4 separate regions of the Homo sapiens genome follow, and regions 2, 3 and 4 are each linked to region 1. A link is a loop called in an ENCODE intact Hi-C map of the cell type or tissue named here. Cell type or tissue: heart right ventricle. All regions are shown on one strand. Region 1 overlaps NFIB (nuclear factor I B). Region 2 overlaps NFIB (nuclear factor I B). Region 3 overlaps NFIB (nuclear factor I B). Region 4 overlaps NFIB (nuclear factor I B).

Region 1 (2,500 bases):
TCCTTTGCCCACTTTCCCTCACTGTATACCGGTTTCTCTAGTTACCACTTTTGGAATGGTGCTGTTTCAGTGTTGGAATGTTGGACGTTTGATAAGAAAATGGATCAAGTTTAATGGCGCATGCTCTTTGTGCCACCAGCAGCCTCTTGCTGAGAGCATGCTCCAAAAGCGGGAACTGTGTGGCATTACACTGAGCATCTATATGCTTTGTGTTTCTGTGCCACAGAGAAGAGAAATGAACTGTGGCATCGCTCCTGCCTTCTGAACAGCTCTACTCCGATTAAAAAAAAAAAATCTCACTGTGTTCTTTGTAAAATGGTACTGCATAGTGTTAGTTGGTCAATCAAATATTGAAATACTATATTAGGTGCCAAGCACCTTAGTTAGTTGCCTATATTTTAAAGAATGTAGAATGCATGGCATTGGGGTGGAAACAAGGGGGATGGGGCCAGAGTGTAATACAAAATATAAACCTTATTTCCTTTATAGGAGGGAGAATTGACCTGTGAATTTTGGTGGAAAGGGGACAGCTGGGCATACTTTACTTTCTTCTTGTCCTGTTATTTTGATAATTTTAAATAAGAAAGGAATGTTATTTTCATGTATAACTTTTTGTACTGAATTGGAAACGGGTTGTGGTCTTCTTTTCTTATTTTTTGAGCTTTTAAAATTAAACTGACTATGCACATCTTTTCCTCACCCCTCTGTCTTCCACAGGATGAATTTCACCCATTCATCGAGGCACTTCTTCCACATGTCCGTGCAATTGCCTATACTTGGTTCAACCTGCAGGCTCGAAAACGCAAGTACTTTAAAAAGCATGAGAAGCGAATGTCAAAGGATGAAGAAAGAGCAGTCAAAGATGAGCTTCTCAGTGAAAAGCCTGAAATCAAACAGAAGTGGGCATCCAGGCTCCTTGCCAAACTGCGCAAAGATATTCGCCAGGAGTATCGAGAGGACTTTGTGCTCACCGTGACTGGCAAGAAGCACCCGTGCTGTGTCTTATCCAATCCCGACCAGAAGGGTAAGATTAGGAGAATCGACTGCCTGCGACAGGCAGACAAAGTCTGGCGTCTGGATCTAGTCATGGTGATCCTGTTCAAAGGCATCCCCTTGGAAAGTACCGATGGAGAGCGGCTCATGAAATCCCCACATTGCACAAACCCAGCACTTTGTGTCCAGCCACATCATATCACAGTATCAGTTAAGGAGCTTGATTTGTTTTTGGCATACTACGTGCAGGAGCAAGGTAGGAGCAGATTGTTCTTTTTTCTAGCACGGCAAACACCGCCTACAAATCTCCGTAGACAGAGTATCTGGCTTGAGTTAGATGGTCCTCAAGGCCCCTAGATATCCTCCACCCTCTCTGGGTATAGTAGGGTGTCCGCTTTCACTCACATGTCCGCTGCCATGTGCGAGCCATGTAAATAGACACAGAGCTTTCGTACCTGGATAGGCTTGGATATTTAAGAAAGACCACAAAGAGGTGCGTTTTCAAGTATCTTTAAAATAATACTGTTTTTCAAAGACATAGGGTAGTCTAACAAATATAGTTCATTACACTATACTTTCTGTCGTAGGCTACATTTTTGCATCTAATCTAGTAATCTTTTCCTGATTTGAAAATATAACTTTATTTATGAATAGCCAAACCATCCTAGATAATTTTTGTATTAACCTTATTAATTAATGAGGTAGAGGGACTTTGTTTATGAACTTAGTGGTATCGCACTGAAAATAGAACTAATGTTTACTATTACAAAATGCTTAAGATAGATAATATCAAAAGTATATCTTACGTAGACCTAGATTTACTTAATTTTAATATTTCTATCATCACTTTTGATTGTGCAATATTCACTGTCGATTAAATGGAATTGAGTTATTATTTAAATTATTTATAGTATGTTCCCAGAGTTACTTGGGAACACTTAATAATGTTAGTTTACTTGTATGTAAATTCATAAAACTTACCGAGGAGGAAAGTCGCAGCGCTGCTTACAGAACAAAAAACAGAAAGTGGACTGGTTACACTGGTTTAAGATAAATCTTAAAAAGAATACAGAAACTGCATACCATACCTATTATTTAAAATACCTGAGAAGGAGAATGGTATACATTTTACCTAAATAATTAAAAAAGATGATGTTATTACTGAATATTTGAGTTAATGAAATGTTTATTATTTTTATTTTTCTTAATATATTTTCCTTAAGTAGGTAAGAATTTCTTTTCTTCAAATAAATGCATCAAGATATAGATGTCCTTGCATTACCAACAATCCATAGTAAAACAATCATTTTACAAAGCCGCATACCAAAAGTAGACTGAAGTTTGAGCTGTCACAGATGGTAGGTCATTTCCAAACTTGGCCTGGTGGGAGGAAAAATGGCCTGCAGATAGCCAGGTGACAGACTGTTACCTGAGGTTTGTTATATAAATGTGGGACTTAATAAACTGCTATGAGCTTTATTATTCAAAAAAATCAAAATTACTTTTT
Region 2 (2,500 bases), 50 kb after region 1:
TTGGAAATGGGGTATAATGGAAAAGTAAACAGTTGAAATAATGGGATTATTTCTCAGAGTAGTTGCATAGTTCATGCTGAACCTTCAGCAAAATCTTATTTGGAATGGCTTCTACTGTAAAACACCTAGGAGCAAACTTAAAAATACTATAAGTTGGCAGCAGCAGAAAGAATTCACAGGGAATGTAGTAGTGCAACATCATCTGTCTTTGTTCAAAAAAGTTTATAAGATAGTTCTATTCCACTGTCTTGCCCCATGGCAGAAGAAGTTCTGGCTGGGAGAGCAGGCCTGGAAAGGCAGCACAGGGCCACATACTCCAGATGTGTAGAAATGTTCTCAGATACTTAGACAACATGCTGTTCTCACCCACCAGCAAAAGTTCTTTGACTGGAAGGGCTGAATTATTCAGCATAATCCTGAAAGCATTGTTCCCTTACTAATAAGTATCCAAGGTTAAACAGCCTATTGGTTAAATTGCATGTTGGAATAAATTGCTCTGTTAGATCAGAGCAGTTATAAAACTGTGGTAGATCTGAATGAATGTTCTCAGTGATGATAAGCAGTACCTTTGCTTCTATTAAATTCATGTTCTAATACGAGTCATCAAAAGGTTCTTTTATGCTAACTATGTTCATAAAAGAACACTCAATGTTTGACCACCACAACAGCTACAGCCACTAAAAACATAAATATGGGGGAAGTCCACACTGCTCAGACAGTTTAGTAAATTGTATTATTTAAACAAAATCTATTTATAGGAGATACTGAGATACTGATATGATGCTTTAAGAAAACCTTGTCCGTTAAAAAAAAATCTCATTTTTTCTTTAGCATGATAACAAATAATTCTGCCTACTTATATTAATAAATTCAATGACAAGGAAACCATAGCTGGCACATTATTGGTCTTAGTCTTAGAATTATGTTTCTTTCTTTCGTTTTTTTTCTTTTTTGAGATGGAGTCTCGCTCTGTCGCTCAGGCTAAAGTGCTGTGAAGCGATCTTGGCACACCACAACCTCTGTCCCCCGGGTTCAAGCGATTCTCCTGCCTCAGCCTCCCAAGTAGCTGGGATTACAGGTGCCCGCAACCATGCCCGGCTAATTTTTTGTATTTTTAGAAGAGACAGGGTTTCGCCACGTTGGCCAGGCTGGTCTCAAACTCCCGACTCAGGTGATCCACCCACCTTGGCCTCCCAAAGTGCTGGCATTACAGGTGTGAGCCACTGCACCTGTCCAGAATTATCTTTCTATTACTGAAAGATTTTTGAGGTTTTCTCTCTTGTTCATTCAGCACTGAGCTAGGCATTGGGAATGCTGGGTTTTGCTGGTCCTGGGGAATTCACAGTCTAATATCCAGCTTGTAGAAGAGTGACTTTCAGTGTTTCACAGTTTTTTTCAGCTGTGCAGTAGCTGTAATAAGGCACAGCTGTCACCTTGTGTGCACCATGTTCTAGGACTATACTCAGTTTTATATATGTGTATCTCATTTAATATTCAGAGTAACCTCGTACTTCCCCTCATTTTATAGGTGAGGAACCTGAGCCTCTGTGTTAACCAACTTAACCAAGGTTAAACAGTTAGTAGGTGTCAAAGTCAGATTTAGAACCAGGACAGTCTGGCTTTAAAGCCTTGGGTGCTAAACCTTTAGGCAATACTGCCTAATCCATAAAAGTGACAGTGTTTTTGTTACTATGTGGGCCCTTCTTGTGCTCTAGGCCATAGAAAGGCATCTTGGCTCTCACCTCTGCTTAGTTCTAGGGTAGCAGATCATAATCTCATCAGAACTGGGGTAGTGACAAAGCCAGGTCAAACTAGGCCATGGAAGCTCAGTTCCTGGTTCTATTTCAAAGGCAGGAGTCAGGAAGTTAACGGCCTCAGGATGCTGTGCTGTCTCTTCAAGTTCTGCAGAGGACCTCTGGAACTGGTGCATTGTTGGAGCAGATCACCCTGCTCAGCTCCCTCTCACCCTTCTCACCCAATGGTCTTGTCACTTTGGGTCCAGTTTTATGAGCTCACAGTGATTAAGTAACTGTGATTCTCATGGTTCTGAGACTCTGACTGCCAAACAAGCTAGTGTTGCTGAAATATTTTAATGGTCTGGCATATTCACTTTCCTTTTTGGAAGTTAGTGGATTGGCAGCTAGAATATGAATATTATATTTCACTCCTCTTCCTTTTTTTCTCTATCTTCTAATTAGTCTTTCTCTGCTTTCTGATTTTTCTTCTATCTCATCCTACTTATATGTTTTCTTCTTTATGGTTAGCAGTGAAATTGGTCTAAAGAGAAAACTTCTGTTTGTAAGGAGGGGTTCTTGTCTAGGTAAAAGTTTTTGGAAAATTATTTATTTCTAAATGTGCAGAATGGGTATATAATTAATAATTTTTTTTCTTAGAACATAGTTTCCCTGTAACCATGTTTTGGTATGGAATGAAAGATGAAACTGAGATTATTAAGGCAAAAATGCAGTAAGACCTCCCTCACCCTGAAATTCAATCTCTC
Region 3 (2,500 bases), 200 kb after region 1:
TCATAATAAGAGCCTAAATTCTTACTATTGTACATCAACATATATTTAAAAATCTCATTGTAAGTTGGAAATAAAAAGTTTGCAGCTAAGAAGCTTCTTGTTTAGAAATAAAAGTTCACCATTCAAACAAGCCATTGAAGTACATATTAACCTTTGATGTATATTTGAGATTTCAACTGAATAAATTAGGAGCTCACTTTTGCCTTCCCTAAGTGAGACAATAAAGTCAAGTAAAGTCTAGTTTATAAGAAATCGGTCTTATTTTCATAATCTCAAAATTATAATCTCCTGACTATATATATATTACCTATAATAAGAGCTAATGAATCAGTGGCCTGATCAATTCAGGTCTTTGCATTACTTCTCACAGTTGCATGGATTTTATTGGTGCTTGGGCTTCAGCATGTTACATCTCTTGCATGACTATATAATGCTATTATTTGAATTTCAATTACTGGTCTAGTGTATATTTAAATTGTTTCAACACTTTTCTTATAACACTTTTGTTTTTAAAACTAGAATTTGAAAGTACTTCTCATTACACTGAAAATTTCTGTTACACAAAATGGCCTTTTTAAGAAATTACTTCTGTAGGATTTTTTTAAACTAAGATATTAGTTTAAATCTTCTTATAATATTTGTCCTGGCAAATGGCAAAGCCAAAGCTTGGTACTACCATTGGAAAGGTAGTCATTTATTAGAGGCAAGCAATTAAAAGGACACAAGTGGACTATGAACAAACTTTTCAATACAGTCAGGAAGCAGGCTATCAACACTTGGGCTGTTCTTATTGTGTCTGTTATCATAATTGACAGCTTGACGTAAAACGCTATCACATGACTTCTGGGTAGGTATGTAAGTGGATAAGAGGTCACTTTTCATGTATGCTGGCTTGAAAGGAAACACATTTAAAGGAAGTTTCAGTCGAAATAATGGCTATGCAAATGTTTAGCTCTTTGGCTAGTTCTTAAATTCAAAAAATCCTTCCATTGTCTGTCTTTTGTCATTCCCTGGTTTGTTCACTTACCTTTACTGGGAATCAAAGACTAATATCCAGATAAGCTGTTCTAATTAATGTAAAAGTAAAATTACATTTTATGTAACGTTAACTTTAATCAACAGAAACACAAGGAAAAAATTATCTTCTTTTCTGAAAATATTAACTTAGATCTCAGTTGAATCAGGGAGGTAGAGGGAATTCTGAAGGTTTTATTTACAGATATTTTAGCATTAAATATTCTTGAACTGCACATAAGGGACAGGGTAGGAAAGGAACAATGACAGGCAACTGGTGTAGTGGGTGAGAACCAGGGATTAGGAGTCAGAAGGTTTGGGTTTTAGTGTTGATGTGACAGGGCATTTCTAACCTTGGACAAGTCCTTAAACCTTGGAAAGGAAAATGAAGAGGTTGAACTACATAAGCTCCAAAGTCCCTTGAAACCTTAAAATTTACAAGTTGTAGTAGCCTCTAATTTAAAAACAAAATCTTTCATTTTCTAATACTTATCTTATGATTTATGGTTAATAATGTTTATTCTGCTCATGGACTATGCATACTCATTTAAGTTAATTCTACTTCTGCTAATTAAATTAAATATCAAGAAACATGGGTTTCAGAAATTGGCACTAGAAGTGACTTTTAAGATATGAGGATGATCTTGAGTATCTTTTTTTTTTGTTTGTTTGTTTTTTTTTGCATGTGTTGTATGTGAAACATACAACACAATTTTATTCTGACCATTTTTCTTGTTCATACCATTCCTTCAGAGGTTACATGCTATTCATCCAGAGACCATTTAATTTGCTCCATGTAGGTAATTAATATTAGCAATAAAATAAAATTCTCCTAATCCAAAGTATGAATATTGGAGTGTTAATCCTTTTAAGCATCTGTTTTCCACCGCAAAAAGAGCCTTCACCCCTTAAAAATCTGTTTCATTGAGGGTCTGGAGAAATGAAGAAACACAAGAAAACATAAAACATACCTTTCAAGATGTTCTCCTGAGGGCCATTGTAAACGTAAAAAGAAAAAAAAGTGAGAAGGTAAATTTGCCTGTGTTGATTGTTCTGTTCACAGTTTAATGGTTTATTGGTTCAGTTGAGATTTGTTGTCATCGTAGGAACTGTTAGTACCTCAGCCTGTTTGCTGAGTCTAGCAAAATAGAACATTTTGCTTACCTTCTTTCTTTTGTTCCCAAAGCTAATTGCTGTGTATTTAACAAAAGACCCTGTTAATAACAAAGGAGGACCCCCATTTGAATAAACAAACTATTAGTCTGAAGTCACAAGCAATATTAATTCTTTATGGCTATCTGCTACTTACATGATTATTTGAGTGTAGTTTAGGAAAGGATAATGATCCAAATCTTAGGTGTTTCCCCTTTATGTAGCCATTTGAGAGGAACCAGATGGCCCCTATCCTTTTTCTTTTTTTCTTTGAAGCAATCTGATTTGAACTGGGCCAGGAACAAGGTTCTCTTTCCAGAGACCACAGAACTCC
Region 4 (2,500 bases), 99 kb after region 1:
GTTGTTCTTTCATCTCTGACTGTTTCTTCTTTTCCCTTATGGGTGGGGTGTTGCAAGGAAGAGATGAGGGCAGAAATAATATCATATTGGAAACTAAACTTAAAAAAAAGACTGAGTGAATCAGTGGGTCTAGATGAATTTAATACTGGAGTTGTTTGAGAAAAGATGAATATTTTTGCATTTTTTTGAATATATGCTTTGTCCTCTGAATAGAATACTGTATATCTTCAAAACATTGTTGAATGGTCCTCAGTTTATGAGAATAATCCCAAGTACCTAAAATGAGGGAAACTTCCAGGATGTTTTTTGGCAAAATGATTTTCATATTATGGTCATTGGAATAGGATAATTTTATACCACTCTATCAAAAGTACTTGTGAAGAGTCCTTAAGGAAAAAAAAAAAAAAGCTCTTTTAAGTAAAAATACCAGGAAAATGAACACATTACAACTTCAAAGTAGTAAAATAAAAACTTAAGTCACGTCTGTTTTTATGAATTTAGTCGTAATTCATACTCACATTTGAGACATAAAGTAATTTCTTGTTTTGCCACAAGTAGACGTGAGAATAATTCAGTTCTTCTTGAATTAGCAAATTTGGAATGAGGTGTAATTTTTTTCTTTTTTAGTACAATTTAACCTTGATGTCGGAAGGATTGCCAATTGAAAGAAAAAAAATCTAAACTGCCACTACACTGAACACGTATCGATTTACTCTCTTAGTCTTTTTTTTAACACCACGTATTGCTTTGTTGTATAGATGAATTAGAACCTGTCTGGAGTTTAAAAAAATGGCCTACCCTGAGGTCATTAAAATCAGATTACAAATATGGAATAAAAGTGGAAAGATGATTCTAAAATGACTTTTGGGGTATAAAACTATTTAGGGAGTGGGAAGTGACCTTTGAATTTAGATTTTGAACATTGTGTGCAGCTTGTCATCTTTTCAAGTCATCATGCTGAGGCATTTGGCCTTGTGAATCTGATGGTGCTGTGCTCTGTATGGGAACCCACCACCTAAATTCAACCAAGGAAATGTTTGACCTTGGGCTCTTTCCTTGAGTCTCATTTAGCCCTGTGTGAGAAAGTGGTGAACATTGTGTTGGTGGATCTGTCTTTCAGGTGGCAATGGAAACGGGCTCTTCTCTGTGGTCATGTTGTCTCTGTAGATAAACCATCAGACCTTGAACTCTGGTTAAGTACAGCCAAGACCGTAGTAACATTCATGTGAAAAATGACACGTGGGAGAAATTAGACTCTCATTTACGAGATGTGGCTTAGAGGGGGATTACTTGATCCTGTGGTGAAGCTTCAGGACTTTGGTGGGAGATGAAGAGGTTTGTGGGGAAGGAGGAAGGTAGTGGCTTTGAAAATGGTGTCTGGTGTCACATGCAGTCCCTGCACGGAGCTGCTCATGCCGAGCTGGCCCTTTGCCTGTCAGCAGCATGCACTGACTTAGTCCTCAATTTGTGGCATGCTATGGGCAAAAGGGGTTTTCTGGTCTCATCCTCCTCCCAGTTTGTACACATTACCAAACCACAACATAAACTCCCCACAGTCAGTGGCCTCCACTCAAGGGAGGCTTTTGCCAGGAAAATTGGGAAGGTATGTGTCAAAAATTAGAAAAAATTGACTAAGGAGCCCTGTAATTGCAGAGGTGCAACCTCTACCTGGACTGTATCTCTTTTTCTGTCCAGTGGTGACACCTCTAATTTGGGAAGACAGTAATTTAGTTTGGATTCTGGGGTCAGTTTGGCTTGGGTTTAATTCCTGGCTTTTTCAGTTATTAGTTGGATAGCCTTAGGCAAGTTTTCTCATCTGAAAATGGGAATAATAATAGCATCCCTTAGTGTTATCGCAAGGACGAAATCTATGGATACCGTAATATTGAGAACAGTATTGGACATGTAAACAAATACTCAATGACTGTTAGCCTTACTATTATTTTATTACTGTTCACCTAGAAGATATTTGCTGCTAAGAGGAGGATAAGCTAACATTGTAAGCACATACAATGTATGGAATAGTGGGGTTTTACACAGCTAATCACCATTTAGCCTCACTGGAATCCTTTCATTTGTAGGTGACAATTTTATATGCGTTGCACTGTCTTGTGCAGTCAGTAAGACATAGAGCATGATCTCCAAAAACTTGTATTCTAGTTGGGGATATAAAATATAGCTACTTGGCAATATATACCAAACATGACTGAAACTAAGACACAGGCAAAATCTGAAACCATCCCTTAGGTTTTTTTTTTTTTTTTTTTTTTTTTTGTAAAGCATGTTGTCTGAATCTCATAACTCTGTATATGATAGCATAGGGTCTCTTTGCAGGTACTAGATGGTCAATCAACATTTATCGAATTCTTCTGTTTGTTGAGCAGATTGTTGTTTTAGTATTTGGAAACTCTCAAGGAAGAAAAGGTAATAAGTCAGCAGTGTCAGACCATAAAATCTCATGAAAGGAAAGAAATTAGCTCAAGTTTTAAGAGTGTTAGTA

The links. Peaks named below come from ENCODE experiments on the same cell type or tissue, not always from the same donor. Only the 100,000 strongest peaks of a DNase experiment are listed, where the experiment ranks them.
Region 2: a loop joins it to region 1, with 3.0 times the contacts of the local background. A loop is called at or near these places in 37 of 110 quality-filtered maps.
Region 3: it touches region 1 in a loop (3-fold over the local background); 37 of 110 quality-filtered maps call a loop at or near these places.
Region 4: it touches region 1 in a loop (2.5-fold over the local background); 31 of 110 quality-filtered maps call a loop at or near these places.

The regions. Positions count from the first base shown.
Region 1 is chr9:14,305,738-14,308,237 of GRCh38, reverse strand. It overlaps NFIB (nuclear factor I B), which reads left to right. Exons shown (of 11, transcript NM_001190737.2): 2 at 718-1,249. Among named protein-coding and RNA genes, the nearest start is that of NFIB, 7.2 kb to the left of the region's middle. In heart right ventricle, no CTCF peak of the experiment used is centred here; DNase peaks (open chromatin) are centred at 66 and 1,086; H3K4me3 peaks cover 1,613 bases; H3K27ac peaks cover 2,500 bases.
Region 2 is chr9:14,256,209-14,258,708 of GRCh38, reverse strand. All of the region lies in intron 2 of NFIB (nuclear factor I B), which reads left to right. Among named protein-coding and RNA genes, the nearest start is that of NFIB, 57 kb to the left of the region's middle. In heart right ventricle, no CTCF peak of the experiment used is centred here; no DNase peak of the experiment used is centred here; H3K27ac peaks cover 2,500 bases.
Region 3 is chr9:14,106,509-14,109,008 of GRCh38, reverse strand. The region is part of intron 10 of NFIB (nuclear factor I B); the gene reads left to right. Among named protein-coding and RNA genes, the nearest start is that of LINC00583, 180 kb to the right of the region's middle. In heart right ventricle, no CTCF peak of the experiment used is centred here; no DNase peak of the experiment used is centred here; H3K27ac peaks cover 2,422 bases.
Region 4 is chr9:14,206,470-14,208,969 of GRCh38, reverse strand. The region is part of intron 2 of NFIB (nuclear factor I B); the gene reads left to right. Among named protein-coding and RNA genes, the nearest start is that of NFIB, 110 kb to the left of the region's middle. In heart right ventricle, no CTCF peak of the experiment used is centred here; no DNase peak of the experiment used is centred here; H3K27ac peaks cover 2,257 bases.